3 separate regions of the Homo sapiens genome follow, and all the other regions are linked to region 3. A link is a contact called in ENCODE Hi-C or POLR2A ChIA-PET data. All regions are on one chromosome and are shown on one strand. The core of a region is the stretch at or near the end of the contact, and the rest is flanking DNA. Distances in the headings are between cores, read along the strand shown. Region 1 holds the start of SERPINB1 (serpin family B member 1). Region 2 has its middle 31 kb from the start of SERPINB6. Region 3 has its middle 14 kb from the start of LINC02525.

Evidence for each region. Hi-C counts contacts between places; a loop is a spot of excess contacts on that map. ChIA-PET counts read pairs that join two places held with the same protein, here RNA polymerase II (POLR2A). Pooled maps may share reads with other maps.
Region 1: a loop to region 3 is called in a pooled map, with 7 times the contacts of the local background. The contact joins the promoter of SERPINB1 here to the enhancer-like site in region 3. A Hi-C loop is called at or near these places in 3 of 37 single-sample maps with no recorded cell type and 7 of 50 pooled maps.
Region 2: a loop to region 3 is called in a pooled map, with 19 times the contacts of the local background. The contact joins two enhancer-like sites. A Hi-C loop is called at or near these places in 1 of 37 single-sample maps with no recorded cell type and 10 of 50 pooled maps. POLR2A ChIA-PET finds 5 or more read pairs at or near these places in 1 of 52 experiments (activated T-cell).

What each region holds. Positions count from the first base shown.
Region 1 is chr6:2,840,584-2,843,283 of GRCh38, forward strand. It overlaps SERPINB1 (serpin family B member 1), which reads right to left and starts at 1,280. Exons shown (of 7, transcript NM_030666.4): 1 at 1,229-1,280; 2 at 1-11. The coding sequence starts at 3. RefSeq lists a silencer at 1,175-1,224.
Region 2 is chr6:2,939,031-2,941,730 of GRCh38, forward strand. No RefSeq gene overlaps it. Among named protein-coding and RNA genes, the nearest start is that of SERPINB6, 31 kb to the right of the region's middle. Within about 2 kb of position 1,366, at least 9 of the 41 ENCODE cell types and tissues checked have a DNase peak (open chromatin) inside an H3K27ac peak, as active enhancers do.
Region 3 is chr6:3,208,020-3,210,719 of GRCh38, forward strand. No RefSeq gene overlaps it. Among named protein-coding and RNA genes, the nearest start is that of LINC02525, 14 kb to the left of the region's middle. RefSeq lists enhancers at 1,029-2,228, 1,176-1,470, 1,471-1,560. Within about 2 kb of position 1,277, at least 7 of the 41 ENCODE cell types and tissues checked have a DNase peak (open chromatin) inside an H3K27ac peak, as active enhancers do.

The DNA.
Region 1 (2,700 bases), core at 30-2,529, 370 kb before region 3:
CATGGTGAAAACTGCAACACAGAACAGGGTCCTCATGGTGCCCACTGCCCACGCCAGCAGATTAGGCAGCACTATTTCTCCAGAAGCTTCCTCAATTTCTGCCAACCGCCCTGAGGCATCCTGGATCTTGTACTTTCTCCCCGCTTTTTTATTCCAGCAGGGCAAGAACACTTTCCCAGGCCCACAAATGTGGGACCATTCTGGCCAAGGACTCAGCAGTTATAGGGGATTTTAGGGCACCCAGGGTGCCCTAAAGGGCTCTGACCTTGCAGACAGGTGAGTCTGGGGGTGGGGCGGGGGTAAGGCAGGCCCCAGCTACCCCAGCTTTAGTGGGGTGGGAGGGCCCACCCAGCCCTGGGTCTTCCCAACCTATGTGTGGGAGCGCACGTGCTTCTGAGCCTTTGATTCAAGTCTCTGATTCATTGGGCAATGAATCCATTGCCTACCTTCACCTGAACTAAGAGCCTTCTATCAGAGACTCAGCTACCTACTATGCATTAAAACTCCAGCAAAGGTATCACTGTAATTATTATAATAATATAATTCTTCCTTATTTTTGAGGTTCAAAAGGTATGAGGTCCAGTGCCCACAGTCTCAGAGCCGGTGTAGGATGTGCCAGTTTGGAAACCCACCACAGTCCAGGGTCTGGCCGTGCAGCGTCCCATCCGCCACCCACTAGCCCATCTCGATCTCCACTCTCAGAGCCCTGATTTCCCCCGAGGACAGGCAAAGAAGAACCGTGCTGGCTGCTCGGCATGTAAGCACAAAGCTGATTTCTCCTTGTTGTGAAATCGTCTCTAGAATCGCACGGGGTTCCTCCTCTCTCTCCCTGCAGCTGCAGATAGGAGCCGCGGCCTGGCCCTGGGCTGCCTGGAAACCGTCACAAACAGCTCTGGGAGGAAGGGAATTCAGGGAGAAGGGACAACATTCTGATCTCAGGTTTCAGTCTTGCCTTCCGCCTGCATCTGTCGTCCTCCCTCCCTCCCTCCCTCGCGGGCTGGCCCGGCCTGTACCCAGGCGGGGGCGGGGGATCAGAGGTCGTCTGTCTCCGTCGGGGCGCCCGGAAGGGATGGGGGCGCGAAGCTGGCGGGGAGGGCGAGCGCAGGGAGCTGCGGGTCTGAGGGGCCTGAGCCTGGGGGGTGGGGGGTGCCGGGCTGGAAGCTGAGCGAGGGAGCCTGGCCTCTCCCCGCGCCCGCCCCCGCGCCACCGCTCCGAGGCCCGGCCTTACCCGACAGGCCGCCGAGGCACGCTCCGGGCTCCGAGCTGGGTGCGAGGTCAGGAAGGAGGCACCGAGGGCCGCTGCTCTTATAGCAGGCGGAAGCGTCACCCGGGCCAGCAGCCGCGGGCGGGGCGGCGGCCCTTCCCGGTGACTGCGTAGGAGTCCGAGCTCCCGAGGTCGCCTAAGTGCAAGCAGAAGTGAGCGTGGCTTCCGGGCAGCGCCCTCCTCAGGGGCGCGGCTTCTTTCTCAGTTCAAAGCCTTTCCCCGAATCTCTGGCAAGGACCTGAAAAGCTTTTTCTTACTAAGGTGTGAATGACTGAGACGACATATTGTGACACCTCTTAGAGGGCAAATGACTCCCTTTGAGTCCCATCTATATTGGGAGCTTTCTTTGAGAGAAGGAAGCAAATTTGGGGATCTTGCACAGGGAAAAAGAGGGGCCCCCAGAATCAGATGAAACAGAACCAGTTCCAAACACCTGCTCTCTGTTTCCAAGATGACAGCTTGCTGCTGCGTCCTCAATGGTGGAAAGTGGAAGGGCAAAAGGGGCCAAATCTCATGTGAAGTCTCTCGTATAAGGGGCCAATCCCATTCATGAGGAAGGTGCCCTCATAATCCAGTCACCTCCTAAAGGCACCACCTGTTAGTATTGCATTGAGGATTGTTTCAGCATGAATTTTGCAGGGAACACAGACATTCAAAGCATAGCATTCTGCCCCTGCCCTCCAAATTCATACCCCTCTCACATGCAAAATGCATGCATTGTATCCCAGTGGCCTCCAAAGTTCCAGTATCAACTTTAAAATGTAAGTCCAAAGTCTCACCTAAATATCTTCTAAATTAGAAAGGCATAAGATTCAAAGTACAATTCATCCTAAGTGAAATTCCCCTCCAGCTATGAGCCCGTGAAATCAAATAGGTTACAGGCCTTCAAAATACAGTGATGAGACAGGCATAGGACGTACATTCCCATTCCCAAAGGGAGAAGCAGGCAAGAAGAAAGGAGTATCTGGTCCCAAGTAAGTCCAAACCCAACAAGGCAAACAGCATTAAATCTTGGGGCTTCAGAATAATCTTCTTTGATGCTGTGTCCCCCATTCCGAGCACAGGGGGGTGGAGACTGGGTCCCCTAGTGTCCAGGGGATCCACTCCCATGGATTTGCCAGGTGCAACCCATGCAGCAGCTCTCACAGGTTGAGGTCTAGGCTCTCCCAGGATAGACTTGCATGCTGGTGGCTGGACAGTTCTGGGTTCTCAGGGACAGCCCTGTTCCCACAGCTCCACTAGATATTACTCTATTTGGGGCTCTCTGCAGTGGCCCCAATCCCACTGCTCCACTAAACATTGCCCTAGTGAGGGTTTTCTGCAGCAGCCTCACCTCAGTGACAATTCTCAGACTGGGCCCCCAGGGTCCCCAACACATCCTTCAAAATCTAGGTGGAGGTGGCTGTGTCTCCACAGTTCATGCACTCTGTGCACCT
Region 2 (2,700 bases), core at 116-2,615, 270 kb before region 3:
GTTCCAGCACTTTGGGAGGCTGAGGCAGGTGGATCATGAAGTCAGGAGATCAAGACCATCCTGGTTTACATGGTGAAACCCTGTCTCTACTAAAAATACAAAAAATCAGCCAGGCGTGGTGGCAAGCACCTGTAGTCCCAGCTACTCGGGAGGCTGAGGCAGGAGAATCGCTTGAACCCTGGAGACAAAGGTTGCAGTCAGCTGAGATTGTACCACTGCACTCCAGCCTGGGCAATAGAGCGAGACTCCGTCCAAAAAAAAAAAAAAATCAAAGCGGAAGCAGCACTTGATTTTTGAAGTCTCCTGCTTGACCCTCTTCCAAGCCTACTTTCTCCAATGAACTTTCACATTGCTTAAAATAAATGTTCCCTTGCCTGTCTCTCATTTGAATTCTTTCCTTTTAAAAGTACAAAGTGAGAAGTGACAGCATGCTGGCAGTCCTCACAGCCCTCGGTCGCTCTGGGTGCCTCCTCTGCCTGGGCTCCCACTTTGGCGGCACTTGAGGAGCCCTTCAGCCCGCCGCTGCACTGTTGGAGTCCGTTTCTGGGCTGGCCACGCAAGGCCGGAGCCGGCTTCCTCAGCTTGCAGGGAGGTGTGCAGAGAGAGGCGCCAGCGGGAACTGGGGCTGTGCGCGGCGCTTGCGGGCCAGCTGGAGTTCCGGGTGGGCGTGGGCTTGGCGGGCCCCGCACTCGGAGCAGCCGGCCGGCCATGCCGGCCTCGGGCAATGAGGGGTTTAGCACCCGGGCCAGTGGCTGCAGAGGGTGTACTGGGTTCCCCCATAGTGCCAGCCCACCAGCGCTGCGCCCTATTTCTCACTGGGCCTTAGCTGCCTTCCCGCGGGGCAGGACTTGGGACCTGCAGCCCGCCATGCCCGAGCCTCCCTGATGAACACCACCCCCTACTCCATGGCTCCCAGTCCCATCGACCACCCAAGGGCTGAAGAGTGTGGGCGCATGGCGTGGGAGTGGCAGGCAGCTCCACCTGCAGCCCCAGTACAGGATCCACTGGGTGAAGCCAGCTGGGCTCCTGAGTCTGGTGGGGACCATGGAGAACATTTGTGTCTGGCCCAGCGATTGTAAATACACCAATCGGCACTCTGTATCTAGCTCAAGGTTTGTAAACACACCAATCAGCATCCTGCATCTAGCTCAAGGTTTAGTGAATGCACCAATTGACACTCTATATCTAGCTACTCTGGTGGGGCCTTGGAGAACCTTTATGTCTAGCTCAGGGATTGTAAACGCACCAATCAGCGCCCTGTCAAAACAGACCACTTGGTTCTACCAATCAGCAGGATGTGGGTGGGGCCAGATAAAAGAATAAAAGCAGGCTGCCGGAGCTTGTAGTGGTAACCCGTTGGGGTTTTCTGTGCTGTGATAAGGTTTGTTCGTTTGCATTTGGCGTCTGCGTTGCCTTTATGAGCTGTAGCGCTCACTGCGAAAATTGTCACTTTATTTCTGAAGTGGGTGAGATGACGAGCCCGGCAGGAGGAACGAAACACTCATCTGTGAAAGTTGCAACTTCATTTCTGAAGTAGGTGAGACGACTCTGTGAAAGTTGCAACTTCATTTCTGAAGTGGGTGAGACGACGAGCCCATTAGGAGGAACGGAACACTCACTGCGAAAGTTGCAATTTCATTTCTATAGTGGGTGAGACGACGAGCCCAGTGAGAGTGAACGAACAACTCCAGGCGCGCCGCCTTAAGAGCTATAGTATTCACTGAGGGTTTGCGGTTTTATTCTTGAAGTCAGTGAAACCAAAAACCAATTTCTGGGTGTAAAAAGACCAAGGTTCTTGCAAGGTTGCTCCTCCCAAATTCCTTCAGATAGGGGAAGACACACAGTTTACAAGAACATTTTGAATCTTACTCATTTTCAAGTATATAATATATATTTTTAATTGTAGCCAACATGACTTACAATAAGTAAACTTAAAAAGATATAAGCCACCCATGTTGGGTGTGGGGGTACATGCCAGTAATCCCAGCTGCGTGGGAGGCTGAGGTGGGGTAGATTGCTGGAGTCCAGGAATTTGAGGCCAGCCTGGGCAACATAACACCCCATTTCTGAAAGTAAACAAAGCCCTAATTATGTTCATTTTCCCCCTTCATTTTCAGATTTCCCATTTTGGCCACGCTTCACATGCGACACATATAGAAGTACACAGCAGCTTCCCCCCTTACCTGCAAGGGATATGTTCAGAGATCTCCAGTGGATGCCTGAAACTATGGATAGTACTGAATCCTATATATACTGTTTTTTTCTATACATATAATAAAGTTTATAAATTAGGTACAGTAAGAGATTAAAAACTCAAAATATGAGTTAAACTCATATGCAATATAATATATGCAATAAAATTGAAATACTGTCAAACTCTGTAAAGTATTTGAAGAGATTTGTTCTGAGCCAAATGTGAGTGACCGTGGCCTCTGACACAGCCCCTGGAGATCCTGAGAACACGTGCCCAAGGTGGTGGTGGTCAGGGGGGAGCTTCTGGGTCGCAGGTGGATTCCAAGATTTTCTGGTTGAAAGTTCATCTAAAGACCTGAAATCAATAGAAGGGAGTGTGTGGGTTAAGATAAGGTGTTGTGGAGACCAAGGGTCTTATTCTGCAGATGAAGCGAGCAGGCTTCAGAGAGCATCTATTGTAAATGTCTCTTTTCAGACTCTCCTGGATCAGGAGAAAGACCCGGAAAG
Region 3 (2,700 bases), core at 27-2,526:
AAAGAGTTTGGATTCCCTTTTCATCTCATTATATCCACAGTTGAGAGAATTTCAGGGTGGGAGTGTATCTAAGGTTCCCCAGCACACTGCATTTCTAAGGGTACCGTGGTTCTCGGGAGACATCAGTGACCCTTCCTCCTGTCCTTCTCTTGCTTCCTTGGTATTCTCCTCACCCTTTCCTGATGGGCTGTTACTGATTCTGTCTCCATAGCTGAGCTGTAAAACATTGCATACCACGGATGACGCACATTTGCCCTGGATCCTTTTCCATCCCTCAGCAATCTGTGACCCAGCCCTTTGCCAGCTGCTTGGGAGCCAACACTAATGACTGGAAGCAGGTCGGGGCCATGAACCTCTGAGACGGGAAAACTTGCAGGCAAGAAGGAATTCCTACCAGGCAGCATAGCGCTTAGACCGAAATGCAGCTCCGCCAAAACTGGCTGATGGGGAAATGACTGAGACATTTCTCTATGTCTGAGAAACTTAAAGTTTTGTGGAGAAAGGAACTGACAGAATTTCTATGTAAAGTTGTCAGAACCAAGGGGGCTTAGGAAATCCACCTCGGTTCCGAGAAGACTCCCTGAACGGCGTGGTGGGGAGCTTTATCTTGAAAAGGATGAGTGATGGATGAGGTGGCAAGGGCAGGCTCGGAAGAGTGAGGTAGAGAGAGAGAGAGAGAGAGAGAGAGAGCAGGAGCCCAAGCTTGGGGGCTGGTCAGCAGGGAGCAGGGGAAGCTTTCAGGTACTGGGTAGGGCTAGAGGTAGGGTGACTGTCAATCAGGGTAGAAGTCTGCTTTCAGAGGGTATTCAGCATTGTATTAGGACACTTGCACTTTATACTTCAGGGAAATGAGAGTTTAAGAAGTGAAATAACAGGATCAGGTTTTCAATTCTGATAATCACCCTGGCTGCAGTACAAAGCATAGATTGGAATCTCTCTTCTTAGTGTAGTATCTGTCAATGGTGGGTGCTCAGTAAATATCTGTTGAACAAATGGTCAGTGAAGAAAGGAAAGGGAAAAAGATCCCTTTTAATAGGCTTAATGGGCCTGCAGCGAAAAGTGTCACCTATGAAACTCTCCAGACAGGTGGGGTGGGGGAATTTGACACAGATGCTGCTGCCCTGCTGCAGCTTTGTTTCATTCTGTTTTTAATTTACCGGGGCTGCAAGGGAAAGGGCGACTTCTGGGATCTCTGGAGCTAGGATGAGTCAAAGGCCTGCTGACGACATGCTAGAGCTCTGCTCCTCGCAGCACGATCAGGCAGCAGCGGCATCAGCTGGGAACTTGGTGGAAATGTAGAATCTCTGGCCCCGCCCTAGACCAACTAAGCCAGAATCTGCATTTAACTAGATCCCCAGGTGATGAGTAGGCACTTGAGGGTTAGAGGAGCCGGGTGTAGACTCAGAAGCTCCGCCCTGCAGATGAATCATCAGGAGAACCCGGAAGAAGTAGGAAGAGTGGGAGACCTGAGAAATCCGTATTTTCCCAGTCTCCTCTGCTTGAGACTGCAAGTGGGGCCACACTAATAGAAACCTATGGTTTTCTCCAAAAGCCCCAGCAATTTCATATGATTCAACCTAGTACTTTGGAGAGTCCCCAGAGTGTGACTCATGACTCCCCCTCACTCAGTTACCACATGGAATTCCCACTTTCCTGCTCTCTGACCTGGGCACCAGCCACGGCTCCCAAGGGTGCTTGCTTTACGGGGCACTCTGTCTAAGAGGTGAGAATTCTTCTGCACTGCCTTGAATGGCTTCAGCAATGACAACGATGATAACCAACAATGTCAAGAACTGCTATACACCAGGCACTGTTCTAGGTACTCTTTTGGATTTAACCTTATGAATCATAATGATCGTTACTATTTCACAGATGAAATTTCTATTTCACAGATAAAGAAACTAAAGCCCAGAGAGGTTAAGGAGCTTGCCAAGTCACAGGGCATGTGAGTGGAGTGACGCCTGCTTATCATTTGGGCCCCGGGGGCAGAGCTGCTTGATGCTCCAAGAATCACACAGAACCTTTAGCAAACGAGCTCTTTTTGTTTATTGCTGGGAGCATGAGCTATAAGCTAAAGAAACCACTCAGAGGAACTAGAGACTTATGAGTGGTTCTAAGATAAGTTAATGAGGTTAGGGCTGTGCTGCTGGGGGTGCATGTGTTCCCAGGAGCTGATGTGGCCCACTGAGTCCCTATAACCTCCAGCATAATCAGGCTCAGGCTGTAGCCCCTGCTGCTGGGGCAGACAGAGGAGTTCAGTGAAGGCTGGAACTGTCACAGGCAAGCAGCTCTGCCCGAGGAAACCTGAGCAGGATCAGGAGAAGCGGGATGAGGCCAGTGAGGAGCCCCAGACCAGGGCCACAGAGACCCCCAGGATCTACTGAAGGTGATGGAACACCCCAAAGACAATGCTGAATGTCTACATGAGGAAGTGTCTCCATCACCGGTGGCCCAGAGATAACTGAGGGAGCAATACAGGACCCGAAGGCCGAGGTCCATCCTTGGGCTATGTCCAGGAATGAGAGAAAGGAGGAGGCCCATGCCCAGAAGCGCCTTCACCCCAGGTCCGCTGTGGTCTCACGACTGAGACCCCCTGCTTGCACCCAACCCAGACAGTGCTGAGGAAGGGAAGAGGAAGCAGGAGGGGAAGCCTGTGACAGGACCAGCTGTGCCAGTCTGTAGGAGGCTGAGCTAGGATAA